Linked DNA regions of Mus musculus: all the other regions are linked to region 2. A link is a loop called in an ENCODE intact Hi-C map of the cell type or tissue named here. Cell type or tissue: heart. All regions are shown on one strand. Each heading gives the region's core, and the rest is flanking DNA. Links, peaks and the distances in the headings are about the cores only. Region 1 has its middle 86 kb from the start of Gm31569. Region 2 holds the start of Rps7 (ribosomal protein S7). Region 3 holds the start of Eipr1 (EARP complex and GARP complex interacting protein 1).

Region 1 (10,295 bases), core at 4,023-6,522, 650 kb before region 2:
GATAAAAACTGCATGGTACTGGTATAGTGACAGACAAGTAAGTAGACCAATGGAATAGAATTGAAGACCCAGAAATGAACCCACACACCTATGGTCACTTGATCTTCGACAAGGGAGCTAAAACCATCCAGTGGAAGAAAGACAGTATTTTCAACAAATGGTGCTGGCACAACTGGTGGTTATCATGTAGAAGAATGCGAAAAGGTCCATTCCTATCTCCTTGTACTAAGGTCAAATCTAAGTGGATCAAAGAACTCCACATAAAACCAGAGACACTGAAACTTATAGAGGAGAAAGTGGGGAAAAGCCTCAAAGAGATGGGCACAGGGGAAAAATTCCTGAATAGAACAGAAATGGCTTATGCTGTAAGATCGAGAATTGACAAATGTGACCTCATGAAACTGCAAAGCTTCTGCAAGGCAAAAGACACTGTCAATAAGACAAAAAGGCCACCAACAGATTGGGAAAGGATCTTTACCTATCCTAAATCAGATACGGGACTAATATCCAATATATATAAAGAACTCAAGAAGGTGGACTCCACTGAGATTAAAGGGTGGACCATGTAGAGACTGCCTTATCCACGGATCCACCCCATAATCAGCATCCAAACGCTGACACCATTGCATACACTAGCAAGATTTTATCGAAAGGACCCAGATGTAGCTGTCTCTTGTGAGACTATGCCGGGGCCTAGCAAACACAGAAGTGGATGCCCACAGTCAGCTAATGGATGGATCACAGGGCTCCCAATGGAGGAGCTAGAGAAAGTACCCAAGGAGCTAAAGGGATCTGCAACCCTATAGGTGGATCAACATTATGAACTAACCAGTACCCCGGAGCTCTTGACTCTAGCTGCATATGTATCAAAAGATGGCCTAGTCGGCCATCACTGGAAAGAGAGGCCCATTGGACACACAAACTTTATATGCCCCAGAACAGGGGAACGCCAGGGCCAAAAAGGGGGAGTGGGCGGGTAGGGGAGTGGGGGTGGGTGGGTATGGGGGACTTTTGGTATAGCATTGGAAATGTAAATGAGCTAAATACCTAATAAAAAATGGAAAGAAAAAAAAATAAAAACAAAAAAAAAAAAAAAAGAAGGTGGACTCCAGAAAATCAAATAACCCCATTAAAAAAATGGGGCTCAGAGCTATACAAAGAATTCTCACCTGAGGAATACGGAATGGCTGAGAAGCACCTGAAAAAATGTTCAGCATCCTTAATCATCAGAGAAATGCAAATCAAAACAACCCTGAGATTCCACCTCACACCAGTCAGAATGGCTAAGATCAAAAATTCAGGTGACAGGAGATGCTGGCGAGGATGTGGAGAAAGAGGAACACTCCTCCATTGTTGGTGGGATTGCAAGCTTGTACAACCACTCTGGAAATCAGTCTGGCGGTTCCTCAGAAAATTGGACATAGTACTACTGGAGGATCCCGCAATACCTCTCCTGGGCATATATCCAGAAGATGTCCCAACGGGTAAGAAGGACACATGCTCCACTATGTTCATAGCAGCCTTATTTATAATAGCCAGAAGCTGGAAAGAACCCAGATGCCCCTCAACAGAGGAATGGATACAAAAAATGTGGTACATTTACACAATGGAGTACTACTCAGCTATTAAAAGGAATGAATTTATGAAATTCCTAGGTAAATGGTTGGACCTGGAGGGCATCATCCTGAGTGAGGTAACCCAATCACAAAGGAACTCACACAATATGTACTCACTGATAAGTGGATATTAGCCCAGAAACTTAGTATACCCGAGATATAAGATACAATTTGCAAAACACATGAAACTGAAGAAGACCAAAGACCAAAGTGTGGACACTTTGCCCCTTCTTAGAATTGGAAACAATCACCCATGGAAGGAGTTACAGAGACAAAGTTTGGAGCTGAGACGAAAGGATGGACCATCTAGAGACTGCCATATCCAGGGATCCATCCCATAATTAGCCTCCAAACGATGACACCATTGTATACACTAGCAAGTGTTTGCTGAAAGGACCCTGATATAGCTGTCTCTTGTGAGACTAGGCCGGGGCCTAGCAAACACATAAGTGGATGCTCACAGTCAGCTATTGGATGGATCACAGGGCCCCCAATGGAGGAACTAGAGAAAGTACCCAAGGAGCTAAAGGGATCTGCAACCTTGCAGGTGCAACAACATTATGAACTAACCAATACCCCAGAGCTCTTGACTCTAGCTGCATATGTATCAAAAGATGGCCTAGTTGGCCATCACTGGAAAGAGAGGCCCATTGGACATGCAAACTTTATATGCCCCAGTACAGGGGAATGCCAGGGCCAAAAAGTGGGAATGGGTGGGTAGGGGAGTGGTGGGGAGGGCAAGGGGCACTTTTGGGCTAGCATGGGAAATGTAATTGAGGAAAATATGTAATAAAAAAAAAGATTTTTAGTCATCAAAGCAAGATGAGCAAAAAGAATCAAGCTATAGTTATCTTTGCTACTTGGTCTCAAAATATGCCACAAAACTTAAGCAACAAGAGGGTGATCCTGGCACAATGCCCATACAGACCAACTGAATGAGTGGAAAATTGTGCATTGTGCTCATTAGCCAAAATTCCAGGAACACAACTGGAAAAGCAACAGTCTCTTCAATAAACGGGGCCCAGACACACAGAAAAATGAAATTAGACCTTTCATTACACCACACACAAGCCAACACAAAACAGGGTGAAGACTGAAACATAAAATGTAAAACTATAAACCCAGGCAAACAAAAGGCGAATGCTTAGTAACACTGCTCTAAGAAAAGCTAATTCAGATATGAACTCCATGGCACAGACAACAGAAGCACAAATATACAAGTGGGACTGCATCCCATTATTCAAAGAAAATGGGATCAAGCCACATTCAAGTTTTTCTGCAGTACAAAAGAAGCCATCAATAGAGATGAGACAACATATACAATGAGAGTAATTATGAATCGTATGTCTACTTAGGGTTAGGAGCTACTATTCAAAATAGGTAGATTTCAACTCATCAGCAAGCAAGCTAGTAGCACTAATGAAAAGGGAGCAGAAAGGAACTGAAGAGTCATTTCTCAAGAGAAGACACACAAAGGGCCAATGGGCACATGAAAACTGTTCAACATCACAAAATCATGGTGCAAATTAAAACCATGAGATGATTTTTCCCTCGTTCAGTCACGAACGGCTATCCCAATGATTCTCAACCTTCCTGAGCTGTGACCCTTGAATACAGTTCCTCATGTTGTGATGACACCCCACCCACCCACCCACTCACCCAAGCACACAATTACTTTTGTTGCCACTTCATAGTTGTAATTTTGCTACTGTAATGAATTGTGGTTTAAATATGTGTGTTTTCTGATGGTCTTAGGTGACACCCCCCCACCCCACCCCGTGAACGGAGTTGTGGCCCACAGGTTGAGAACTGCTCAGGTAACAGCAAAAGGACAAAACATAACCTGTATTGCCAAAGATGTGGACTTAAAGGAACCCTGGTGCATTGGTAACAGGAATGCTAATTAATGCAAATATATTAATTTGCTTTGGGGTGTTGTGATAAAACACTGACCAACAGCAACTTGAGGAAGAAAGGGTTTGTTTCAACTTTCAGGATACGGTCCACCATTGAGGGAAGCCAAGGCAGAAACTGAAGCAAAGGCCACACAAAGGAAGAAGCAACAGGACCACTGGTGCTTACTGACTTACTCCCCTGAGCTCATGCAGCTTCCTTTCTCACACAATCCAGGCACTGCCCACGTTGGGCTAGACCCTCCTAAATTAATTAGCAATCAAGAAAACTCCCCACAGGCATGGCCACAGCTGGATCTGATGAAGATGACTACTCACCTCAAGTTCACTCTTCCCAGGTGCATCAAGTTAACAACCAAGACTGGCCATCACAACAGCCAAAAATGAGTGCGGCGGTTCTCCAAAAGGTTACGGTCACACTAGTGGATATATATCCTGAGGTGTATGTGTATGCTGGATTCTGATCCATAAATCAATGCATGAAAATGATAACTGTGAGCCCATGTTTGTTATATCATTGCTATTAGCCTTAATTACAATGCTATATAGTACAGCTGATATTATTTCACCTTTCCTTGAATTATCCCCTGGTCTCCCTCTCTCCAACTTCCCACCTCTGTTCCTGGCTGTCGAAACCACAATTACTGTTTAATACCATGGGTTGTACTTCTTTGGAACCCACACATTAGCAAGCTCATGCAATACTTGTCTTTCTGTGTCTGGCTCATTCTACTTAAGACAAAGCGCCCCAAAGATTCATCTATGTCATTGCTGGTTATAGAATCCCCTCTTTTACTAAGGCTAAATAATAATTCAGTGTGTATATACATCACACTTCCTATCCATTTATCTATTGATAGATATTTAAGTTAATTCCTAATCACTTTTTAAAATGTGTGATAGAGGACATGCTAGTTTCTTAACCAACACATTTCCTAATGTATGTTTATATATCAAGACACCATGTGCATACCATAAATACATACACAAAATGTATTATTTAAAATTACAATTCCAAGACTTGGAGTAGCTCAGTGGGAAAGTGCTTGCTTTGCATATGTGCAAGAACTTGATTTGATCCTCAGCACTGAAAAAAAAATTAAATTTTAATTAAAAAACAGAAACAGGACTGGGGAAATAGTTCAGTAAGAAGAGTACATAGTTACACACAAACACACACACACGTACAAAATTAAATTTCAAAGGATGAGTTTTCAGATTGTATATTTCAAGTTTAGAATTAATTCTCAGATGACCGGAGCTCCTTGAAGTTTTGACTATGTCGTCTTCGTTCCGCTATTTTATTTATTTATTTATTTATTTATTTATTTATTTATTTATTTATTTAGAGAGACAGGGTCTTCGTTCATCTATGTTTGTTTGTTTGTTTGTTTGTTTGTCTGTTTTGAGAGACAGGGTTTCTCTGTATACCCCTGGCTGTTCTGGAACTCACTCTGTAGACCAGGCTGGCCTCGAACTCATAAATCTTCCTGCCTCTGCCTCCCAAGTGCTGGGATTAAAGGCATGTGCCACCACTGCCCAGCCAGCTGTATCTTAATTAACTTCATAGTTTTATATTCTTATTGTTTGTAAATTTCTTATTTTGATTAATATTTCCTCAGGATGACCTTGGAATTTTAGCCTAGTGCTAGCTAACTTTGTGGAAAGGCAGGTGGTTTTGTTTCGGTTTGATTTTGGCTTTTTGTGACAGGATTGATCAGGTTCCCAGGTTTTCAGCCAAAATTCGGGGTTTCGGGGGGTTGGGAGAGGATGCCAGGGAAGACTACAAGGAAATGCCCAGCAAGACTACATCCGGGCTTCTAGTCTCCGGCACTGAGGAACTACATTTCCCAGCAGGCAAGGCAGCAGGCCAGTTTTTTGAAGAAAGAAATGGTCTCAGACCTGCGTGTCCTGCACAGGGACCAAGGCGGCTTCTACTAGAGGAATTATGGAGTACACTTCCCAGCATGCACGGCTCCAGGGCGTTGCCGCTCTGAAAAGGAGCCCCTTAAACTACAATTCCCAGTATGCATTGCAAGGAGCCCCGCCAGGGAGCCGTGGAAAGCAGAAGACTGCAGTGCCCGGCATGCAGCACATTGCCCCGGCATGCCCTGCGGCCTAGGCAGTTTCCTACTAGGGCAGAGTTGCAAGAGGGCTGTGTATGGTAGGAGGCGGCCTTTAGCTCCTCTCATTCTGTGCCTGAGGCTGACTGTTGTGGCATGCAGAGGTCCCGATTGTTTAAATAAAGAAGCAGAGCGTGCATTTTAAACACGGCTTGGTCAGCACAGCACAACCAAGAATTCTCATATAGTAACCATGCATGACGAGAAGTCTGTGTTGGAGCTCAAGGGCAGCTGGACAGCTGTTATTTCAAAACGGTCGCCTTTGATTTTGGACGGATGCCTGTACACCTGTCGTTCTGTGCATCTGTATGCAGGGTGTGAGTGCAGGACTCGAGGGTAACTGCGGCTTGAGTAGTTCCTTTCTGGGAAAGAATCCCTTATTGTTTGTAGTAGATTTTCTAGATTAGTGGGTTGTACAAGACTGCATCCACTCCTAGGCTTGTCTGACACGACAGTTCTGGTCCACTCAGCCATAATCTTTGCCTGGCTGGTTCCTGCTTCTGGTTTCTGATCAGTGCCTGTGAGTTCTGTATAAGATCCAGGTGCAGCATCTGCTCTCCCTAGCAACCTGAGGTGCCCCAACTGAAGCGGCTGCCTCCTGCTTCTTTCTGTTGGTTTTACCTGAAGAAGCTCCACATGCTAGTAGTACAAAACAGAGCTAGGGTCATGTCGACCTGTTCTTCTGAGACTGCCCCCTCCCCCGTCCCCACTCCTGAATCTGCGGCAAGCTGGGATTGTGTGCCTGCGCTTGATTCTAGTTTGGATGCAAAAACACAAGTCTGAGGAAAACACAACTATAAAACTAAATTCCACATGAATAGGAAGAGGTGTGCAGCCGCCAATTCTGCCTAGTGACCGTGCATCCTGAGTTTCATAGCTGGAATAAATTGTGAAGGCCCCTGCTAGACACTAATGAGCTTCTGATCCAGGGTGAACTTGAGCTCAAAAAGCTTCCAGCTTAGCTTCTCTGCCACTAACTGTCAAATAGAGGGCATGCGTTTTTGTTTTGCATGGGGCCTCACAAGTCATGTACCTCACAATTCGAGCTTACAGAGAATATGTCTTCCTGTGCGCCTTGGTAAGACAGGAAAACTAGTAGTGGGGAAAGCTTCCAATGATATTTTAACTGTAAAACCCTTTTGAAAAGAAAAGCATTATTCCAGGAGGTAGTCCTGTAGCTCAGGATTGCCTCATGGAATAGGCTGATCTCCCAGTCCTTCTTTCTTTCCATTGCCCTCTTGCTCTTACTATACAGATGGTGTCTGGAGGAAGATAGACCAACTAGGGAGCCTGAAGCCTCCCTGATCACCGGAGGTGAGAATTCTGTTTCCTAGGTTCTAGGTCAAGGTGATTTCAGCATTTCCAAGCATGCAGGTGCAAAGGCCCCCCCTTGCACTCCTTAACAGTTTCCTCATCTATGAATGTAGGCGAAGAACCGAAGTTCTCAGCAGAAATTAAGGGCACGCCCATGTTAAAGATTCCACAAGCCTGACTAGAACTCTATGATTGTACAGAGTTAAAAGGTTACAGATCTGTGGTCAAATTATCTTGGGTTTGCTTGACAACCTGCTGTCATCGAATCAAGCAGAACCTTTTGAGAAAGTGTTAAAGGAACACAGCCTCCGTTGACTCTAAGAATCTCATCTGAGAACATCTGAAAGCTACAACAGTTCGCCCTGCTTTTCCGTAAGCTGCCATTCTTTGCTTTCTGTTGCTGTGACAAAACATTCCGGCCAGAAGGGGAGGAAGTTACTTCAGTTTACACTTCCAGGTCAGTATCTGATGGAGGAATGTGGAATGCCAGCTTGGGCTCTGGCTGACACAGACTCATGCTTGGCTAGCTCTCTCAGACAGCATCAGACCACCTTTGTAGGGATGGTGCCACCCACAGTTGGCTGGGCCTTCTCATATCGGTCATCAGTCAGGATAGTTCCTCACAGACATGACCACAGGCCAGTCTGAGCTAGGCAATTCTTCCTTCCCCCAGCTGACTCTAGATTTTGTCAAGTTAAAAATAACCCAGCAGTGGGAAGCTTGGGTCTAAAAGGAACAACAGGCTGGTGTGGGAAGCTGAGAGGTTCAGGAAATGGATGGTGGTGGTCACTCACAGCAACCTGTGACAAAGACAGACTTGCCATACCCTGTGTTTGTTTTACTGTAGCAAAGAGGGAAGGAAACGGTAGCAAAGTGGAATCCCTGGAACTAAAAACAGTGTCAGATTAAAAATTCAAGACACGGCGCGGGATTAACAGCAGAATGGACCCACAGAAGGGAAGGGCAGAGGAATTAAGACAGATTTGAGAGCCGTCCAAGGATGGAAGAAAATTAAAACTAAGACAAAGTAGGAGAGGGATGCACAAGGATTAGTAGAGAAAAACAACAACAACAACAATAGCTGGGATTTCAGTGCAAGAACCTGCGTGAGTGCTGGAGCAGATCAGAGACAGACAAAAGAGCAGCATTGGTAAGCTACTGACAGCTAAGGATACATTAGAAATCTTAAGAACAATCATGAAAGCAAGCAAGAGAAACCCGTAGGACTTTCCACAGCAATGTTAGAAAAAATGACAGCAGCTTTCTCAGACACGAGGAGCTGGAAGACACTTGGAGAGCATTGATTGTGCACTAGGGGGAGAAAAAAAAAAAGATTCCACCTTAGAATCTTGAAGCAAGTATGTGATAGATTCATCCTGAGCTAAATGATGAAGGAGGTGTCTCATTTGTGACGAAGGGAATGGTCTGAGGCAGGAACAATGGGTGGACAGAGATAGAGCGCATAGGGAAGAAGTGAGCAGGGAGCAGATGTTAAGGGAATTGCTCAATCTAACCAAAGAGAATAAGAGAGCCCAGAGCCCTGTGTCAGGAGTGCACAGGGGTAGAAATGCTACTTCTTTGCAAATGAAGGTATCAGTGTAAACATCTTTAGAGAAAAGTTACAACTGGGTAGAAAACTCAAAATAGTTCTAAATTTCATTAGGAAATAATTAAATAAGAAACAAAAATATATATTATATATAAATATATAAAAGTAGTTTAATTAAAAATGTAGTAGGGAATAGTCCTTCTATTATAAAAATGTATGAAGATGCAATAATTAAGAAGATTTTGGGTTTTTTCTTTTTTTCTTACCCCTGGAGCTAGAAAAGATGGCATGGTAATGGAAAAGACAGAAAGTGTGTGGGGTCAGTGAATTTATAGGACAATTGAGAGTGTGGTGAGAGTGGTCCTAACCTTAAAGTCAGGGGTGGTGGCTTTTATGCTGGAAATTACAAGCAGTCTCACTTAAACCCAGTCACCTCTACAACTTCCAGGAGATGATTATGCAGCAGAAATTAGAAACATTAAATGCGCCTGGTTTCACCTCATAAGTTCTACTGCTAGAAATTTACTCAGGTACAAATGCTAAACATGACCCTCCAAGTGTCCACACAAAAGCTGTGACATTTGTGTTCACAGCTGTGAGACAACAGACACATGTCAAGGTCCTGTAGTGGGGTGGCAGACAAATCATGGGAGTAAGTCCAACAGATGACTGAGGACTTGTGGTTTTGTATGTATCAGTAAACTGAACATAACTTCATAAAATCAAGTATACCTCTACAATGTATTTTCATTTTCATGTGTGTATGTGCATGTGGATACATGTGAGCATGCCTGTGTACTACATACATGTATGTACATGTATGTAGAAGCTTGACATTTCTGTCTGCAATTATTCCTCATGACTCTTCCATCAAGTCCAGAGCTTTCTGATATAAATCCGAGGGTCTCCAGTCTCTATTACATAAGTCTGGCATTAAAAGGGAACCACTGTGCCATATGGCATTTATGTGTGGTCTTGGGGATCCAACTCTGGCTGTCTACTGAACCATCTCCCCAACCCTACAATAGCTTTTAAGTGTTTGTAACCTGGATTGTTAAGGAAGCCATCTGCCCTAGGCACTAAGCCAGAGTTGGCAATATCAATGGGAAGCTCACCCATTGGAAGACACAGCAGGTGTGTCACAGAAGACACCCATTCTGTGCACAGGACAAGATGGCCACTTTACCCACTGCCCACGTACAGAAAGATCCTCTGATGTCCACAACACATCATGAATTTCTAGTGCACCCTTTCTGCTGACCTTCAAGGGTCCTCAGGGCAGAATAAGTGTGTATCTGGGGGTAAAGTCTTGCTAGAGAGAGACAAGGAAGAACATGGGCTCCTCACGTGAAACTGATGGTTATGTTTTTGTTATGCTTTAGATACAATGTGCTCCCTCAAAGGTGTGTGTGCCTATGGCTTAGTACCTAGCTGGTGATGGGATCACAGGGATGCTATGGGTTAATCCTGACACAGCTTGATGGAGCACCAAGAGGTGGAGCACGGTGGGAAAAGTCAGTCACTGAGGGTATCTTTGAAGGATGGATTTTGCCCCTGATTCACCCTCCAACCTCTTTTCCACCATTAAATGAATGATACAACCATCCACCCCCATATTCTGCCAAAGCATCAAAGGCCTTGTGTCTGGAATGAAACCTCTAGTTCTTATACCAGAATGAGTCTTCCTTTAAATTACTTCAGGTGTTTTGCTGCAATGGCAGAAGGCAGGTGCATACTTATATTGTGTTAACATTCAAGTTTTTCCTCTTCCTCCTTGGGA
Region 2 (10,295 bases), core at 3,549-6,048:
GGTAGAATACATAAGAGATCAGTGGATTCGCAGTTGATGACAGGAAACTGAAGAGTGATTACCCTCCCTCCATCTGATGGGCTCTGGTGTCTGATGATCATGAACTTGTTCGTGTCATTTTTCAGAGCAAGTGACCTTGCAGCTTCAAAGTACAGGCCAGTGACCTCGAGCTCACTAAGCACCTGCTACCCCATGGTTTTCATCTTCATCCCAAGCTGCTATGATCGTGATGAAAGCCCTGCCAGCCCAGAGTGGAGGGAGCGAAGTCCATTAACTTTTGATCAAAGACAGGTTCGTAGATCCATCTCCTGTACAACAGTTCATCCCCACCTCTCTGATGCTTATTATGACGAGGCTCTGGAGGGGAAGAAATGACTTTGAAGCTCCTCAGACTTTTTGCTTTTTAGACCCTGAGATGATACGTTGCCAACACAGGGACATTTTAACGTTTTTGTTACATTTACCTATTTTGTGTGTGTGTGTGTGTGTGTGTGTGTGTATGTGTGTGAGTGCACATGTGTGCATGTATATGTGTAAAAGGACAACTTGTGGAAGTCATTCTCTTCCCCCATGTGAGTCTAGGTGATTGAACTCTGGTCCTCGGCTTGGACAAACACTTTTATGTACTAAGCCATTTCACTGGCTCTGCAGGGAACTTTATAATAGTATTTTACACAGTAAAGGATAACATTTTAAAACTGGAGACAGGGTTTCATGTGTCCCAGGAACTCCAATCTTTCTATCTCTTTCTCTCAAGTGCTGGGATTAGACATGAACAACAGCCTTTCAGGCTGTACCTTGCCTGGGCAACTCTATTTTACAGACAACGCTTGCCTCCATTTTAGTGCAAATGCACAGGCAGAATGGATCTGAACTTACACACACACACACACACACACACACACACACACACACACACACGAGCGCACTTGCATGTGGGCACCACCCACGTGAGGCACAGACTGACCACTTATTCCAAAAAATATGAAGTAGGCTGGGACTATTTGAGAACACAGGCACATTAAAAATACCTCAGCAGCTGGGTAGTAGCGGCACATGCCTTTAATACCAACACTCAGAAAGCAGAGGTAGGCAGATCTCTGTAAGTTCAAGGCCAGCCTTGTCTACACAATGAGGTCTAGGACAGCCAGGCCTATAAAAAGAAGCTCTGTCTTAAAAAACCAAAACAAACAAACAACCCTACATACTGTGTGCATTAAAGGACAAAAAGGCATACGTTTTCATGTGTCCCCAAGGCTCCAGACTAGCTTGGCCCCCACTGCTAATATGGTTTCCTTGAGTTGCCATCTGTCATCCATGTGTTTGACCCAGTTCTCCACAGTCCTGTGATCTTGTACGTCATATCTATGACTTCCATAGGGAGTAGAACTCGGGAGTAGATTAGTGGCTTGCCTCCCTGTGAGATGTAAGTCATGAGGTATCTGGAGAAGTCGCTTAGTGATTAAGATCACTTGCTGCTCTTGTAGAAAACCAGATTCAGTTTCCAGCATCCATATGGGAGCTCACAATGATCTATAACAACACCTATATAAGATCCAACGCCTTCTTCTGTCCACCATAGGTACCAGGCATGTGCATGGTGTGCACACATACCCACATGCAGGCAAAACCATACAATACATTTAGCATGTTTTAAAAGCTGTATCTCTAAATTTTATCAGTATTAGGATATGAAGGGGATGCTATCAACAACTCCACATGCATAAATTCAATAGCTTACATAATCAGTCAATTTCCTCAAAAATAAAGAACCATAGCAACCAATTCTTAGCCAATAGGACAGAGATAATTGGAATGCTTTTATAATTTTTTATTTTATGTGCATGAATGTTTTGCCTGCATGTGTATCTGTGTGCTGTGTGAATACCTGGTGCCTGGAGAGGATAGAAAAGGCCATTAGATCCCTTAAAACTGTAGTAACAGAGGGTTTGTGAACCATATGAGGGGCTGGGTAATGAACCCCAGTCCTCTGGAAGAGCAGCCAGTGTTCTTAATCATGGAGAAATCTCTCTAGCCCTGAAACAGATTTGAATAGTCAAATGATCATTTAAAAAAAAACTATTAAAATGATTGTTTAAAAAAAAAAAAACCGTCCCAGACACTATTGTGGATGCCAAGAAATGCATGCTGAAAGGAGCCTGGCTGTCCCCTGAGAGGCCCTGCCAGAGCCTTACAAATACAGAGGCAGATGTTTGCAGCCAACCATTGGACTGGGTGTGGGGTCCCTAATGGAGGAGTTAGAGAAAGGACTGAAGGAGTTGAAGGTGTTTCCAACCCCATAGGAAGAACAACAATATCAACCAACCAGACCCCCCAGAACTCCCAGGGACTAAGCTATCAACAAAGGAGTACACATGGCTCCAGCTGCATATGTAGCAGAGGATGGCCTTGTCATGCATCAGTAGGAGAGGTCCTTGGTCCTATGAAGGCTCTACAGATGCCCCAGTGTTGGGGAATCGAGGGTGGGAAGGTGGGAGTGGGTGGGTGGGTGGGTGGGTGGAGGAACACCCTCAGAGAAGCAGGGGAGGAGGTGGTGATAGGGGGTTTCCAGGGAAAGGAGATAACATTTGAAATGTTAATAAAGAAAATATCCAATTTAAAAAAACAACCCACACACATCTGTAGTCCCAGCACTTGGGAAGTAAAGGCAGGAGAACCAGGGGTCCCAGGTCATTCTCAGCTACACAGTCATTTCTTGGTCACCTTGGGCAATAATGAGATATGAGATTCTGTCTCACACAAACAAAAAAAGAACCAGTAATTATTTTTTTCCTTGGTCCTATGTTTTGTTTTGTTTCTTGATAAGTTTTCTCTGTGTAGCCCTGGCTGTCCTGGAACTCAGTTCATAGACCAGGCTGGCCTTGAACTCAGAAATCTGCCTGCTTCTGCCTCCCAAGTGCTGGGATTAAAGGCGTAGGCCACCACCACCTAGATTAGAAACAGTAATTTTAAAAACACTTTAGAAACAAATCTTCAGGGCTGGTGAGATGGCTCAGTGGGTAAGAGCACCTGGCTGCCCTTCTGAAGGTCTGGAGTTCAAATCCCAGCAACCACATGGTGGCTCACAACCATCTGTAACAAGATCTGACGCCCTCATCTGGAGTGTCTGAAGACAGCTACAGTGTACTTACATATAATAAATAAATCTTTAAAAAAAAAAAAAAAGAAAGAAACACATCTTCAGGTCTGGCTGATTGATTTCACAGGACAATTCAGCCAAATGCTTGGATCAGAATTAATGCCCATTCTCCAGTGTTTTTCAAAAAAAACATAAGAATCGGGACGTTGTACAACTTGTTTTATGATGCTGGAATCAACCTGATATTGAAGCCACCTGAGAGAGAAAGCAGGGGAGCAGGGGGCTGTGGTGGTGTTTACTTGTAATTCCAGCACTTGAAGTCAGAATTACCACAACTTCAAGGCCAGCCTGGTTCCAGGTCAGGGGCTACAAAGTGGAGCTCAGTCTCAAAAGAGGGAAAGAATGTGAATCACAGCCCAGTACCTTTTGTTTTTAATTAATTAATTTTATTTATTTATTTATTTTTATTTTTTGGTTTTTTTTTTTTTTTTTTTTTTTTGAGACAGGGTTTCTCTGTATAGCCCTGGCTGTCCTGGAGCTCACTTTGTAGACCAGGCTGGCCTCGAACTCAGAAATCTGCCTGCCTCTGCCTCCCGAGTGCTGGGATTAAAGGTGTGCGCCACCACGCCCGGCTGTTTTTAATTTATTTATCATGTATACAGAGTTCTGCCTGCATGGATGCCTGCAAGCCAGAAGAGGACACCAGATCTCATTTTAGATGGCTGTAAGCCACCATGCAGTTGTTAGGAATTGAACTCAGGACCTTGGGAAGGGCAGCCAGTGTTCTTAACCTCTGAGCCATCTCTCCAGCCCAGCCCAATATCTTTTTACAAGCATGAGCATAATAAGCCAATATGAAAACAGTGTTACTTCATGACTGAATTACGTTTTTCTAGAGATGGATAACTGGTTCAATGCTTGTAAATTAACCAGTGCCGTATACCATATTAACAAGCTACAAAGAAAACCTACACAATAATACTAATTGATCGTTAAAGTATGTGATATAATCCTACACTCATGCATATCAAAAATTTCCAGCCGGGCAGTGGTGGCCCACGCCTTTAGTCCCAGCACTTGGGAGGCAGAGGCAGGCAGATTTCTGAGTTCGAGGCCAGCCTGGTCTACAGAGTGAGTTCCAGGACAGCCAGGGCTATACAGAGAAACCCTGTCTCGAAAAAACAAAACAAAACAAAAAACAAAAAACAAAACAAAACAAAAATTCCTGGAAATACAGCAACAGGAAAGAGTTTCCTTAATCTGATAATGAACATCCATCAATTTGTCTATCCACCCATCCATCTATAGATATATATCCATCTATGAAACTTTCAACCAACAATACCATCCTTAAAGACCAATCGTTTTCCCCCAGAAGTCTCTGTTACAATTCCCACTAAACAGAGTATATAAGAGCAGAGACAAGGGGGCTGGAGAGGTGGCTCAGGGGTTAAGAACACTGACAGCTCTTCTGAAGGTCCTGAGTTCAAAATCTCAGCAACCACATGGTGGCTCATGACCATCCGTAATGAGATCTGACTCCCTCTTGTGGTGCATCTGATACAGTGTACTTACATATAATAATAAATCTAAAAAAAAAAAAAAGAGCAGAGACAAAGGTCAGGCAGAGAGGCATATGGACTAAGGGAGTGGGAACAGTTCTTCCATGGTCACAGGATTGGTCAGACAGGACTATAGATTCAAATACACATTTCTTCCTGCCATTTATAACTGTTGGGGAGGAAAATTAGTTTTCTCGAATGAAGTGACACTGGGTGTCCTAATCACTGCAGGGTGGGCCTCATGTTCAGGAGTAGTTGACGTATAATGTACTCCTCAGTTTGTGTGTGCTTTTATCTCATTACAGTCTGGTATTTTTGGTGTGTCTGGGGGCGGGGGCTGTTTTCCTGTTTTGGGGGACTTTGTTGATATATTAGGGTTTTGTTTTTTGAGAAAGAACTTAAAGTTGGGTGGGTAGGGAGGTGTATAGAGTCTGGAAGGAGTTGGAAGAATATAATCAAAATAAGTTTAAAGTTAAAATTTGTTTTAAATAATATATATTTATATGTATAATTTATATACATCTCATCAAAGAAGCTTCAATTTGACACATTTTTCAAAGACCCCTGAATGTCCTGAATGTCACTATACACACCAGGCTGGCTTCAAAGTCACAGGGACCTACCTGTCTCTACTTCCTGACCTCTGGACTGACTAGTGGTGAATGCTGCTACCCTCCTCTGCCTGAACCTTTAAAAATTAGAAAGATTGCAACCAGGTGGTGGTGGCGCACGCCTTTAATTCCAGCACTCAGGAGGCAGAGGCAGGCTGAGCTATATGAGTCCAAGGCCAGCCTGGTCTACAGAGTAAGATCCAAGACAGCCAGGGCTACACAGAGAAACCCTGTCTTGAAAAAAAAAAAAAAGACAAAAGACAAAAGACAAAACAAAGGATCTGGCTCGTAGTTGAGTAATAATTTCTCCACTCACCTTGACAGACAGTAAAACCCAAAAGGCTAAATAATCTATCTCTGCTCCAGAATGTGGTGTAAGGGTGAAATGTACCTGGTGCCAAGTGACTGGGTCCTAACTGCTCCTTCATGTCCCAGGGTAGTACTATCATCCCTTTCTTTCTTTTTTTAAATTTTATTTTATTTTATTTTATTTTTTGGTTTTTCGAGACAGGGTTTCTCTGTATAGCCCTGGCTGTCCTGGAACTCACTACCAGGCTGGCTTCGAACTCTGAAATCTGCCTGCCTCTGCCTCCCAAGTGCTGGGACTAAAGGTGTGCGCCATCATGCCCAGCTCTATCATCCCTTTCAAAGGCTTTCCTAACTCCCTAAAGTGTACATCTGTCCTCCTTACACTTTCGCACATTTTTTTGTTATGCAAGCCATAACAAAATATTGTATATTTATTTTTTAAAAAAATTTATTTATTTAATATACGTAAATACACTGTAGTTGTTTTTAGACACACCAGAAGAGGGCATCTGATCTCATTGCGGATGGTTGTGAGCCACCATGTGGTTGCTGGGATTTGAACTCAGGACCTTCAGAAGAGCAGTCATCGCTCTCTGACCCACTGAGCCATCCCTCCAGTCCTGTATATTTCATCATGTATTTACATAATGTCTTTACCAAACTGTGTTTTCCGTGATGACAAGGATTCACTTGGTTTTAGTAACCAGCTTCTAGGCTAAAACAGGCTATTCAACTACATGTGAATCAGGTGTGCTTGTATTGCCTGTCTAGAGCAGAGCCTCACAGGGCACATGAAGTTAGGGTGACAGTCAGCAGTGGTGGGCATTTCTTCAGTAAACATTGCTTTGATGAGTTTGTTGTTTCCCATCCTCAGATCTTTCTGACTTACTGTTCCTAATCTGTCTGTCTGTCTCTTTTTTTCTGACAATGCCCTGACTAAAGGAAATTGCTCCACTATAGAGAGTGCTCTCCCAGGGCTGTCTTCATTCTTTTTTTTTTTTTTTTTCTCCCTTTTGGTTTTTCCAGACAAGGTTTCTCTATGTAGCCCTGGCTGTCCTGTAGACCAGGCTGGCCTCAAACTCAGAGATCTGTCTGCCTCTGCCTCTCCCTCTCGAGTGTTGAGATTAAAGGTTCATTCTGTTTTAGTGTTTCTCACTGACCTGGCTTCCTTGCTCTCCCCACCTTTTAGGGCTTAACTGTCCCTGTTTTGCAGGTAGCCCAGGCAGGCAGAAGCCTGGCCTTCTACAGCTAACCCCACCGTCAGCTTCCGTTATTGGTACTCTCTGAAAATGGATTTTTTTTTTTTTTTTTTTTTTTTGAGACAGGGTCTCTATTGCAGCTCTGGCACTCGCAGACCAAGCCTGCCTTCACAGTGATCCCCGCCTCTGAATCCTGAGAAAAGGCATGAGCCACCATATTTAGCATTCTCGGCAGATGTTCAACAGGGCAGCTTCATACTTGTGAAGACAGGGGTTCCTGGACATGTTCTAGAATCGTCTGCTGTACCAAGCAATATACGTAAAAACCAGGAATTAATGACTATTAATTAACACTACCTCACTAATTTGATTCCCTATAGGAAGAGCTGAACACAAGTCTGATTCCCGCCCCAACCCCGTACCTCATTTTTTGATACATGGTTTGTATACGTAGCCCTGTCTGTCCCAGAACTCTCTTTGTAGACCAGGCTGGCCCCAAACTCAAGAGATCCGCCTGCCTCTGCCTCCCGAGTGCTGGGATTACAGGCGTGCGCCACCACCATGCTGATTCCCTTTCATTGTGTTAGCAGGAAACGCGGAGAAAGCTGGGGACTAATGAAACATTTGAAACGTCCCATCTTCGTGGGGAAGGAAGCTGCTTTCTTTCTTTTTCCTAGGGCCGTCCGGCCGCCACCACTCTGCCCAGGTCTCCAACTAGGGGAGCGGAGAATTTTCACCAACGGAGCCGAACGCTGACGACTACCGGGAACAAGCGAAACCGGCACGCTCATCCTCCCGCATTAGTTCCCAGTAGGGAACTATTTTCCGGTACACTCTAGGCGGTCCAACTCTTTTCAGAAGAGCTTCCGGTTTCCACCCACCTACTTCCGCTGTCCCCACCTCTTTTCTTCCGCCACCCGGATATGAGCCGTTCTCGCGAGAGCCGTCCCTCTTTCTAAGCCGGCGATCCGTCAGGTAGGTTCGCGGGCCGCAATGTGGCCGCGGTTTTTCGCAGAGTTTGGGGGAACAGACTCTTGGGGGGCGTCCGGGGCGGCAGAGCCTGCTCCCCGGGGTGGGATGCAGCGGATTATCCGCCTTGCGCCCGTAGATGGCCCCGGCTTTGGCGGCCCGCGCCCCAGGTGACCGGTGGCACCTTCCTCCCCTCAGGGTGAAGCCATGTTCAGCTCGAGCGCCAAGATCGTGAAGCCCAATGGCGAGAAGCCGGACGAGTTCGAGTCTGGCATCTCTCAGGTGAGCTTGTCGCCCGGGTGCCCCCCGCGATCGCGCTTGACCTCAGGGTCCCCTGACCCCCGGCATGGCGCCCACGTTCTCTGTCTCCCCAGGCGCTGCTCGAGCTGGAGATGAACTCCGATCTCAAGGCGCAGCTGCGGGAACTCAACATCACCGCAGCCAAGGTGAGCGGGGACCCCGGAGTGCGCTCGCTCGCTGCCCACGGGTGGTTGACAGCCTCTATTCCCGGGGCAAGAGACGGGAGGGCAGCAGACAGGGACTTCCAGTGCAGGCCAGTCTCACGCTTAAGTCCGTGCTGCCTTCTGCACTTGATTGCTGGACTTTTTTTTTTTTTTTTTTCTTTCCCCACTGACATTAACCTTAACTTTTTGGAAGTGTTTAGACCCAGTACCACTCGGTTGAGGATCAGTGGGTGTTTCTGAGTTTGGCGTTTGACAGGTGTTTCGTTTTTGTAAGTTAGTATTTTGCTTCTGTTAATGTACATGCACCTTGCGTGTTCCTGAAACTTGAATTACAAATGCTTGTGAGTGCTGGGAACTGAACCTGGGTCCTGTGCCCTGAACTACCACTGCTCAGCCACCCAGGGAGAGTGTTAATTTTATTGAGTTTTTTGGTCAATTTCATAGTGTTGGAAAGTTTTGAATTTGGAGAAGAGCCTTACATCAGAGATACCCAGGCCATGGTGAATTTAAAGTTGACCTTTCTAGATGGTTCAATCATGTTGGGAGATCCTGAGGTGGCACATGGCCAGAGTCATGGTCTGATCAGACTCACCAGACAGAATCTCTTCTAACCTAGGCTGGTCTCCCGACTTGGATTGTAGTTGAGGCTAGCCTTGAACTCCGTCCTCCTGCCTCTACCTCTCCAGTGCTAGGATGATGGACATATGGACATAGCTCTCTGCTGGCCTTTTGGTGTCTCTTGTAGAGTCACCGGGATTGTGCGATGGAGGCTCCACCTTAGAACCTCAATATGAGCGTCATGGTTTAACTTGCGAACCCCTAGGCTATGTCCAAACCACAGGAGAATGTTTGAGGGGGGAGTTGTTTGCTGGTTGTGGCAGAGCATATTAATCTTAGCACTTGGGACTACAAGGACTACAAGGACTCTGCCTCAGAAGGGGGCGGGTCCTTGATTCAGGTGGTATTTGGCTGTGAGTGGTGCCATTTGAATGAGGAAGATGGAGGTTAAGGACTGAAAAATGACACAGACATTTTTTCCTCCCAGGAAATCGAAGTTGGTGGTGGTCGGAAAGCTATCATAATTTTTGTACCAGTTCCTCAGCTTAAATCTTTCCAGAAAATCCAAGTCCGGCTAGTTCGTGAATTGGAGAAAAAGTTCAGTGGCAAGCACGTGGTCTTCATTGCTCAGGTATCCATCTGCTCAGTTGCCCCTCTTCAATTCCTGGGGCTTAAGTTCTGTTGGTGAGGATGCTGTCAGCCCTGTTGGTGGAAAGCTCAGCCTAGGGTGTTGGGGTGAGAGTGGGAAGTCTGCTGGTCTGGGAGTAGCAGGCTGGAGGGGCTGGTATGGGACAGTGCTTGAGTTCAGGATTGGCTTTGGTGCAGTGTGCAGGGTGAATGAAGTAGGGCTGATGGGAAAGAGGAATGCTGCTGGCAATTTGTGCTGAGTGGTGGGCTGTTGTGAAGGTGGCGACATGGGTATTTTTGTACTTAAAGTAGTTGAGATTTGTTGGCTTTATTATTAGCTCATTGTTTTGTGTTTATTTTTATTATAATTCACTTTAAAGAGGAGGATTCTGCCCAAGCCAACCCGGAAAAGCCGTACGAAAAATAAGCAGAAGCGCCCCAGAAGGTGAGTGTTCCGTTGCCTCGGCCATGCGCCCACACCTCACAGTGCCTCAGGACGGGGAGTCTCCTCATTCCCTGTGTGTTGGGATTCATTCTAGATAGAACGTTTAAGTGGTTCACATACATACACTATGTGGTGTCTGTTGTAAGTCACTGGTACCACACAGGTGAGGCTTGATTTATTCTGTGGTCAAAGGAGAAAGTATTTTTTTTTTTTAAGATATCTCTTTGTAGCCCATGTGTCCTAGAACTTACTCTGTAGACCAGGCTGGCCTTGAACACTGAGATCCATCTGCCTCCCAAAGGTTGGGATTAAAGGTGTGTGCCGCCATCACCACCTGGCTAACTATTTAGTTCTTAATTGGGGATAAAAATTTGTTTGTGGCTGAGGTGCTGGGATGGTTTTGTTGTGTGGCAGGCAGAGCATGGGTGGGTTTCCTGGTGCTAGGCTGACA
Region 3 (10,295 bases), core at 2,807-5,306, 110 kb before region 2:
TAGCCATGTGCCCAGGAATGTGGGTACCACTGGATGCTGGAAAAGGCACGGCTACAAATGCTCACATGGAACCACCCCAAAGTGACAAAGACCCCAGTGAATTGGGTTTAGTGTGGGGCTTCTCACCTACGGAAAGGTAGAAGCCTCTAAACTTCTGCAATTTGTCACAGCAGCAACAGCAAGCCCCTCCCTCACCAAGCTCACCACTGTCCTCAGCAGCCTGCATCCTGAATTCCTGACTGTCACAGCTGAGCTCCTTATATTTTTTTACAATTTATTTAGTTATTATATATATGTTATAATATATATTTATTTACTTATTTAGTTTTTCCTTCTTTTTTTTTCCTTGAAAATCAGTAAGAGAAAGAGTTTAACCATTGTACTGACCATTTAGTTTGTACTCTTTATACTATTTCCACAATTGGTACAAATTTTAGATTTCAGAAGATCAACCACACTGCCTCTGTGTCCCCTCCCTTCTCCAGGGACAGCAACACAAAACTCAACTGATAGTGTATTTAAATAAAATAGAAGAACTACATGTCCAGGGTGACACACACTCTAACATCTGGAAAAGGTGATCGTCCACTCAACAGGCAGAGCAGTCTAAGGACGCATGTCCACTCCTGCCTCCCCTTCCGCACACTTGGATGGACATTTGGACAGCCTTAAACCAGTTTGTGAAATGGTTAATCCTTTGTGGATCTAGAAATCCACACAGACACATGCCAAAATTGGGGCCTATTAGTAACACCTCAGAACCTTTGAGCTTTATGTGCCTTTTAAAGACCTAGCTTAGGCCACACTGACTGCTGAAAGGAAGAAGGTGGTCAGCAAGGCTAGAACTCAGGTTTACCCTGCTGGGAAGAAAGCAGGGGATGGGCTCCACCTAAGATTAGTACACAAAGACCTTCAAATGCAACTTGAGGTCACACAAATGATACAAGGACTAGAGTACCCAAAAATAGGGCCAGAAGAGGACCCAACTGAGAGCGAATGACTATTTTACATTAAAAGTCTTTTCTGCATTTCAAGTTGATGACGACAGGCGGAGCAGGCTAAGGATGCATGTCCACTCCTGCCTCCCCTTCCGCACACTTAGACGGACATTAAAGACAGCCTTAAACCAGTTTGTGAAATGGTTAATCCTTTGTGGATCTAGAAATCCGTCAAGTATTCTTTATCCCTGAGCCATCTCTTCAGGCCTTCTTTCTTTTGAGATAACTTTTGGTAGCATATTTGAGACAACTTTCGGCCAGCCGGGTCTACAGAAGTGAGTTCCAGAACAGCCAGGACTACACAGAGAAACCCTGTCTTGGGCTGGAGAGATGGCTCAGTGGTTAAGAGCACTGACTGCTCTTCCGAAGGTCCTGAGTTCAAATCCCAGCAACCACATGGTGGCTCACAACCATCTGTAATGAGATCTGTCACCCTCTTCTCTGGTCTGTCTGAAAACAGCTACAGTGTACTTAAGAAACCCTGTCTTGGGTTGGGGAAAGACGGTGAGAGGACAACAAGCTAGCTAAGACATTTGTCAACTGAATAATGAATAGACCCACTAGGAAAATATGCTACCAAAAGTTATCTCAAAAGAAAGAAGGCCTGAAGAGATGGCTCAGGGGTGAAGAATACCTGTTGCACTTCCAGAGAACCTAGGTTCAATTCCTAGTACCCAAATGGTAGCTCACAACCATCTGTGGCTCCAGTGCCAAAGGATCTGAGGAGTTCTTCTGGCTTCTGTGAGCACATGCACTGCACAGACAGAAAAGCAAGCGAAACACTGATACACAGAAAATAAAAATAAATAAATCTAAAAAAAAGAAAGAAAAGAAGTAAGAAGCCTGAACAGCTACCACCAGGAACTACACTGTGACCAGGGTGGCGTGAGAGTAGAAGGCCGGGTAAGCAGCACCATGCTGCTCTGACTGCTGCACAGCCCCAGTGGGAGCTCCCCAGTGTAACGATGCTGTCCTATGGAGACAATCACATGCTGACACAAACAAGAGGCTTCTGGAGACCTGTCAGGAAGGAAGCTGAATCTAGCATTGGAATTCCGTCCCAGTATTCAGGCATTACCCAAAATCTGGAGAACTGTGCCTGTGAGTAACCATAAAGATGAAAGTAAATAACGTAATAATAATAAATAAATAGCAGCTAAGAGTAACTTGATACTCACGGAGAGGCTCCAGCACCCACATCAGGTGGCTCACAACCACCTCTAACTCCAATTCCAAGGAATCCAGAGCCCTCTTCTGAGCTTCCTGGGCACCAGGCACACATGTGGAGCACATGCATGCACCCAGAGAAAACACTCACATGCACACAATGAAAATAAATCTTCTGGAAAGCACACATGTGTGGGATGCCCCAAGCACATAGGCTTCCTCAGGAAGCAGCAGGCTGACTGTAGGCCTGCTAAAATCATGGAAAATGAGAGCAGGCCCTGTAGTGTTCCCCGAGTCCTCCCAGTGCTTCTGAAGTTCCCACTGAACTGGTAGTACACAGAGCAATCTGAAGACAGTTCATTAAATGTGTGTGTGTGTGTGTGTGTGTGTGTGTGCGCGCGCTGTCTTAGTTAAGTCAGGCTTGCCTGTCCACTTTAAGGTTTACACTGACTACTGGGGCTATGCATCTCACTTAAAAATTATCACAGTCCATAGACAGGCCCCTCTGAGATAAATTGGAACATCTCCCAGTAACTTCCATTTGTACTTAGGCTTCCAAAGGAACACTAAAAATTGACTCTGAACATATTCCACACATTTCTTCTCATTTTGCAAGTAAATACACTGATACCCCAGATGAGTGAAACACCCTCAACAAGCTCAGTAGCAGTATCTAGGCATAGCCTCACTCTGTCCTGCATTGTCTGACCTTAGCCCTACCATATGATACCTCTATGCATCCATAGCCTCATTCTTTATCTGTATAGTGGGTATTCAGAATCACCTGCAGAAAGCTGAGTTTCTCCTCCCATCAGAAGTGAAGGACAACCCCACAAAGCAATCATTACAAATTTGTGTTCAAGAGCACACAATGTCCAAGGATTTTATTTTTATGGAAGGATCACAAAAGAAAGGAGTGAGGACAATGAGGCTACACTGGATTTGATCCCATCTAGATGATGTCAGATGTAATTCCCAGGACAACAAAGAATAGACAAGAATATTCTTGTAGGAATAGAGGAGTGTAGAATAGTCGTCCTGATTCCTAGCATGGGAGTTCTGGATACCCAGGAAGGCGCTGAGAATGGCAGAAGTCTCCAGTGAGCTCTTAGCAAATCATGGTCCAGGTCTGAAGAACTCCCTGGGAGATGGAAACCCTCATCCCACTATTGACTCGAATCTGTAACGAGTTTAGTAGCTATTGAAATAAAAAGTTCATAAGGAAAAAGGCAAGTATATTTCCAACCTGAGTGAGCAAAATGCTTCATAACAGACCAGCCAGCCAGCAACTCCCCTCCCCACGAAGTCCCTCTTTAATGCTCTTGTACTGAGCAGTATCCAACACACAACTCAATGGTCAATAATTGCTACTCAAGACCCCAGAAGTGCGAGTGTAATCAAGTCACCTGCGAGGCCGAGTGCTCACCCTCTGCTGTCTATGCCAGCCCTGGCCCTCACTTGGCCACACTCCCTGCGCGTACCCTCTCCCCAAATCCGGGCCTTGAAGCCCAGAATCCTTGGAACCAGACTGAGTGTGGGCGCTCTCTGGTGAGGGCCAGGCACAGGCGGCACCTCACCGACTCCGCCATGCTCACCTGGAATTCCAGCCCGTAAATCACCGGGGCGTCGTCTTCCATGATACTCTGCCTACCCAGCTACTCACGCCTCAGAGCTCGAGTCCCCCCTCACCAGGGATCGCTCAGAACCCATTCATTCCCCGCCTGAAAAATGGACTACGAGACCCAGACCGGCTCCCTGACGGCTCACTTCCTGTTTTCTTCGTCGCGTCATCAATACGCTCCTCCCCGGTGGCCAATGGCAGCTGGGCCTTTATTCTGCGCATGCTCATTTGGCCTTTCATGAGACCCAGCAGCTACAGGAGATCCTGGGTTGGAAGGCCGGGCCCGGAGCAAAAGCAGCGGGAATGGACGTCCATCAGGGCGGCGCTCTTATCCTGCGCTGCTCCCTCAAGTTCCAAAGATCTGAGCCCTAAAGAGAACAGTTAACTTGGCATTATGGTTGGCAGAGCTTTACTCCTAAACCGTGGTCCTGAGCACCAGAGCACTGCCCAACCCACTGCCAGGACCTTCGATCCAGCCTCAGAAGCAGGCTCTTAGATGTCCATTTAAAGATAAGATGCTGCAAGCTTGAGTCAAGACTGTGGTGATGGTGTAAGTGGGCAGTGACATACAGCGAGCGGTGTGCACTTCACGTAACCACCCAGTCCTGCACAGAGACACAACTAAGCCCACGATCTAAACTGTCCAGAGCTCTCAGAGACAGAAGGCTCTAGGACCTGGCATGGAAAATACTGCAAGAATGCACCATAGGAAATGAACTGTCTTGGTTCTATGAAGTTCTGGATCTCCACACGCGTTTCTTCTGTGTTTTGACTTTGCCATTATCTCTTGACTGACCTTCATGACAGCAGTTTCTGTGATGCTACCATTAGCCCCCTTAGTAGTCATCCATTGCCCACCTTTGTCTTACCTTGACTTTCTGATAAAACCTCTGGCAACTAGCTTCCACCGATCCCAAAGCTATGAAAGTCATGAGATAGCACCTGAGACCTACCCACCTACCCACTGCTTCCGAAGTGTGCTTAAGAAGTAGGTATTTTTGGTTGTTACTGTAAAACTTCATCAAATTGTTATCATGTAGGGCAGAATCTACGGTGACCTGAATCTATGTTCCCAAGCTATAGTCACTCACAGAATAAATTCTTCTTCCCTTTGAGATGAGAGCTGTGTTTTTACGTTGTCATAGAAATGTGACACAGAAAATCAAGAAAGCAAGGTTCTTGACTTGAGGACGATTCTCAACCAACCATGAGTTCAGCAAGCAAGGCTGACTCTTGACTCCTTAATTCCTCCCCGCAACTTTACGGATGTTAGCACACACTGCCACAGACACAAGGGGGGAAACGTGGAGAATCAACTAGCACAAAGATAAAATCCTAGGAAAAAACATCCTTGGTTGGTGACAGGCCCAAGGACAGACGATTTTCTTCAATCTCCAGGACCATCCTTGTCCCCTACCCAGTTTGGCCTTAGGCCCCGCCCACAGCTCTTGAGCCGGATATGCGCCCGGCTTCCAGTGGAGAGCTTAGCGGCTCCCAAACTGAGCATGTGCGGAAGTCGGGTCTCCGCGGCCAGCACACGCAGACGCACAAACGCGCGGGACCTTGGATCTTGAGTTTACTTCCGGTCTTCCGTCATCTCTTCGGACCCTTTTCGCCTGTGGGTGACCCGACCTCAGGGGCGGGTGGCAGGTGAGGAGCGGGTCGCAGTGAGGAGGGTCGCCGGTACCCTTGACCTTCCCACAGAGGGCGGCGTCCTCGCGTAATCAACCGCTCTCGGCCACGCAGAGTAGCCCCACGAGGGGCTGGCTCCTTCGGGCTTTAGCCAATTCTGTGTGCTCCCTGTGGTTTTGGACAAGGTACACACCCTCCTGACCTCGGTTTTATGTGTATAAAGTGCGGGTTCGTTAGCATGCTTAGAAGGTGCCCGTGTTACATCACCAGTGTTCGAGCTATGTTTTTGGTTTGCCCCAACTTTTGCTCCTGTCGACCTCGGTGTGTCATAGCCCCACAATAAATGAAGCACTGCAGTAAGCCAGAGTCGGGGTTAAGAGATAGAGGATGGGGTGCCATAGACATAACCTGACCACTGACGAATGAGTAGTGTTGTGTGGGAAAAGTGATTCCTTCCTGTAAGCATTCGGGAGATTGTGATGTGGAATATTTTAAGTTTGAGGTCAGTCTGGGCTAAATAGGGAGACACCCCAACCCCCTCAAAAGAAAGAAAGAATGAATAGAGTCTAAAAACTAAAACAAGGGTTGACAGGATGGCTCAGTGTCTGTCACCATTCCTGATAATCTGAGCTGCATCCACAGGACCCACACGATGGAAGAAGAGTTGTTCTTCCACATGATTGTCTTCTGACCATAAATAGACAAATGAATAAATACAGTAAGACGAGGTGTTGGTGCTGAGCCTGTATCATTTGAGAAGTAGAGGCAGGATGTTCAGGAGTTCAAAGTCGTCTTAGGCTATATAACAAATTTAAGGCCAGCTTAGGTTACCTACGACCTTGATTTATAAAAACAAACTCTCACACATATTAAAAAGCTAAATAAATGTTAAAAAAAAAAAAGTATCAGCCAGCCAGTGTGTGGTGAAATCGGAGTGTGTGTATGCTGTTGCAGGAAGGAACTGCAGGTCTGTGATTGCTCTTGGCAGTGGTGGTCCTTTTCTCTGAGCGCTCAGGAGGCACAGGCAGACTGATCTCTGAGTTCGAGGGTAGCCTGATCTACAGAGTGAGTTCCAGGACAGCCAGGGCTACTTGGAGAAACTCTCTCTTTAAAAACAAATAAGTGGTCGGGCAGTGTTGGTGCATGCCTTTAATCCCAGCAATTGGGAGTCAAAGGCAAGCAGTTTTCTGAGTTCAAGGCCAGCCTGATCTACAGAGAGAGTTCCAGGACAGGCTATACAGAGAAACCCTGTCGGGGGGCGGGGGGGAAGAGAGAGAGAGAGAGAGATCAAAGTGGTCCTTGATACATAGCAACAGTTAAGTTTACTGTGGCTTTGGGTACATAAGACCCAGTCTCAAAAGAAAAATTTGATGGCCATGATCTAGCACATTGATTTCTGGGCATTGAAATAGGAATTTGCTGTACCAAAGAATTGAAATTAGAGTCTCAAAGACGCACACACACAGACACACATCCTGTTCACAGAAGCACTGTGCACGATTGCTCGAGGCTAGAAGGAACCCAAGCATCCATTTGACAAGTAAATGGATGCGCTAACTGGCGCACGCCTGCAGTGCTGTGTTGTTACTCACCTGTCCAAGGGAAGGAAAGCCCATTGGTGCTGCGGCATGGGTGTCCTGCCGTGAGGAATGGACTGTGGTGGCTGTGCGTTCCAGTTCAGAGGACTTGGCGCTCAGGAAGCAAAGAGGGCAAATAGCACAGAGCAGGCTGGGGCAGCCGGTAGACAGCAACACCTCATGCAGTCAGGGCTTACAATAGCCAACAGAGAAGACTACCGTAGCCTGACAGAAAGAGGGGCCAAAAGGCATCATCAGGTCAGTGCTCCCAGCATGCCTCAGAGTCTGCTGGGGAAGCGGCTTCATACTGGATTCCTGAGTGGAGGGTCTGGGCAGAGCAGAGCAGTGTCCACGGATGAGCTTCACACTGGTGCCAATGGTTACCTTCTAGCTGTTCACAAGCGCTTCTTTTCACGCTCAAGATGTGTTGCTATTGTTAGCACCCAGACAAGGCCCTTGGACGGAGGACACTATGAGATAGACATGGTTGAGCCTGATGTGGGGGCAGGGACGATCCCACCTTCACGGTAAGGGCAGACAGCACTTGTTTACTGATACACTGTGTATTGCAATGGGCCAAGGATGTCATGATGAATGCCTTATGATTCTACTCACTTGAGGTCCCCAGGAAATATAAAAGATGGGAAATAGGATGGTGGTCATCTGTTTTATTAAATGGGTATAGAACTCCTGTTTTTGCAAGATGACAAAAATTCTGGAGGTTAATTGGACAATAATGAGAATGTATTAAACATTACTGAACTGTATACTTTAAAAAATGGTAGCTAAGCTGGGCAGTGGTGATGCATGCTTTTAATCCTAGCACTTGGGAGGCAGAGGCAGGCAGATTTCTGAGTTCGAGGCCAGCCTGGCCTACAGAGTGAGTTCCAGGACAGCCAGAGCTACACAGAGAAACCCTGTCTCAAAAAACCAAAAAAAAAGAAAAAAAGAAAAAGGGCTAGCAAGTTTTATGTGTATTTTATCCTAATTAAAATTAAGTAAACTAGAAAAAGAAAAACTTTTAATTTGTGCCCCTTGGATGTGGAACTATTAAACATGTGTTCCACTGAGCGATAAGATAAAAGTAGTACAGCCTATGTCTCAGAACCGCAGAGGTTGTGAGTTCAAGTCCACGCACGTTATGTGAAATCCTCTCTCAGAAAAGAAAACAAGTTTATTTACCCATACTTGAAATAAAACAGTGGAGTGATTCACGACTGCCTCTATTTTTAGACAACATGGAAACAGCTAAAGATGGTGAGCAGAGCCCAAGTGAGGCATCTCCTTCAGCCCAGGCAGGTCCTGAAAACATCCCGGAGCCTATGTCTCGGGAGGAGGAGAGCCAGCCATTGTACCATGAAGAGACCATTGATCTTGGTGGAGATGAGTTTGCATCTGAAGAGAACGAGCCCACATCGGAAGGGTCTCACAACTTCGGAGATAAGCTTAATGAGCACATGATGGAAAGTGTGCTCATCTCCGACTCTCCTAACAACAGCGAGGGGGACGTTGGCGACCTCGGCTGTCTACAGGATGTTGGGGAGCCCCCCAGAGGTGCCACTGATCACCGACTGCCCAGTAGCACAGACAAAGAAGTGGTGGACACTCTGAGTAATGGCAGTGAAACCGATGGAGACGACACTCCCAGAGACATCTCAGACATGACACCTGATAGCAGAGCCTCTCTGAAGGAAGACTCAACACAGGAAGATGTGACGAGCATGCCTGCACTGGAGAATGCTGCCACGGAGGAAGTCGGGCCTAAGGACAGCCTCGCGCCCCGAGAAGAGCAGACCTCAGAAGTGTCCTCCAATCAGTCCTCCTCCAAAGACGAGCCCTTGCCCGTCTGCACCATCTTCAGCCAGGCTACCGCCACTCCCTCCCAGCCACACCTGTTTCTACAGGATGGCTTCGAGTCCCAGATGGTGAAATCACCCAGTTTCAGTAGCACCAGTGAGACGTCAGCCAAGACCCCTCCTCCGATGGTCCAGCCCAGTCCCAGCCTCAGTACATTTTTTGGAGATACAATGAGCTCTAATTCCTTGGCCTCTGACTTCTTTGATTCCTTCACAACTTCTACTTTCATTTCAGTCAGTAATCCCAATGCAGGTTCCCCAGTTCCAGAAAAGCTGTCTTCACTCACTGCCCCTGTAGGAGAGAAGTCCCCGGATTCCACCAGCCCATCTTACTCCACAAGGATGGATAGATCGGAATCAGGTGTTTCTCGGGCCCCTCTGGATGTCCCTGAATCTCCAAAGCCATTTTCACAGATCCAGGCTGTGTTTGCTGGAAGTGATGACCCCTTCGCCACAGCCCTGAGCATGAGTGAGATGGACCGGAGGAATGACGCATGGCTTCCCAGTCAGGCGACCAGAGAAGTCCTGATGTCAGTAGCAACCCAGCAGTATGGCACTGTGTTCATAGACAAGGAGAACCTCACTATGCCTGGCCTCAAGTTTGACAACATTCAGGTAGGATGAGGACTGTTTTTATGTCCATATCTCACTGCGTGTAATCTCCTTCTAGATCTGTGTACAACAGAGAGGCTTGTAGTAACTCTGGCTTTCCTAGTTACTGGGCTTGACAGCACCTATACCTGAAGCCGCCTAAGCAGCACGTACTGAGTGTGCTTCTTAGGCTTGTGGGTCTTGCCTACTTCTTACTTCTTGTAGCAGCAAGCTGACTGAGTTCGAGGCCAGCCTGGTCTACAGAATGGGTTCCAGAACAGCCATGGCACTCCCCGTTGTGTGCCCCACCCCACAAATGCATTCTAGAGCTGGAACGATAACTCAGTAGTTAAGAGCACCGGCTACTCTTCGGAGGAGCTGGGTTCAATTCCCAGAACTCTCGTGGTGGTTTACAACTCTCTGTATCTCCAGTTCTGGGGGATTTGACACCCTTTTTTGGCCTCCTCAGGCACACATGGTGCACAGACACACATGCAGGCAAAACACTCATAAAGGAAAATAATATTTCAAAAAAATAAATAATAAAAGGATGTATTCTAGGGCTGGAGAGAGAACTTGGTGCTTGCTGCTCTTCCAGAGTACTACAGTTTGGTTTCCAGTACTGACATCAGGCAGCTCACAGCTGCATATAACTCCAGCTCCAAAGGAGCCAGTACACTCTTGTGGCTTCTGAAGGCTTTGTACTCAGGTATACATAGCCCCAGATAGACAAACTCACACACACACACACCACTAAAAATAAGTCTTTATGAAAGAGTGCATTTCAATAGTATTAGCTGAGAGTCAGCAGATTAGGTCAGACCCAGAGCAGGATAATGGATGACTGAATAAA

The links. A loop is a pair of places that touch in the nucleus more often than their neighbours do. Peaks named below come from ENCODE experiments on the same cell type or tissue, not always from the same donor. Only the 100,000 strongest peaks of a DNase experiment are listed, where the experiment ranks them.
Region 1: it touches region 2 in a loop (6-fold over the local background); 2 of 42 quality-filtered maps call a loop at or near these places.
Region 3: a loop joins it to region 2, with 6 times the contacts of the local background. A loop is called at or near these places in 14 of 42 quality-filtered maps.

The regions. Positions count from the first base shown.
Region 1 is chr12:29,286,394-29,296,688 of GRCm38, reverse strand. No RefSeq gene overlaps it. Among named protein-coding and RNA genes, the nearest start is that of Gm31569, 86 kb to the right of the region's middle. In heart, for the core only: a CTCF peak has its summit at 5,576; a DNase peak (open chromatin) is centred at 5,518; H3K4me3 peaks cover 1,285 bases; H3K27ac peaks cover 1,439 bases.
Region 2 is chr12:28,633,317-28,643,611 of GRCm38, reverse strand. It overlaps Rps7 (ribosomal protein S7), which reads left to right and starts at 7,659. Exons shown (of 7, transcript NM_011300.3): 1 at 7,659-7,756; 2 at 7,949-8,032; 3 at 8,125-8,196; 4 at 9,260-9,403; 5 at 9,780-9,844. The coding sequence starts at 7,958. In heart, for the core only: a CTCF peak has its summit at 4,624 (motif pointing left); no DNase peak of the experiment used is centred there.
Region 3 is chr12:28,745,470-28,755,764 of GRCm38, reverse strand. It overlaps Eipr1 (EARP complex and GARP complex interacting protein 1), which reads right to left and starts at 3,946. Exons shown (of 9, transcript NM_201357.3): 1 at 3,761-3,946. The coding sequence starts at 3,802. Trappc12 (trafficking protein particle complex 12) reads left to right here and starts at 5,365. Exons shown (of 12, transcript NM_178811.5): 1 at 5,365-5,603; 2 at 8,229-9,466. The coding sequence starts at 8,234. It overlaps Gm31269 (a long non-coding RNA gene), which reads right to left. Exons shown (of 2, transcript XR_872619.2): 2 at 10,197-10,295. In heart, for the core only: a CTCF peak has its summit at 4,102; DNase peaks (open chromatin) are centred at 3,984 and 5,254; H3K4me3 peaks cover 1,782 bases; H3K27ac peaks cover 1,455 bases.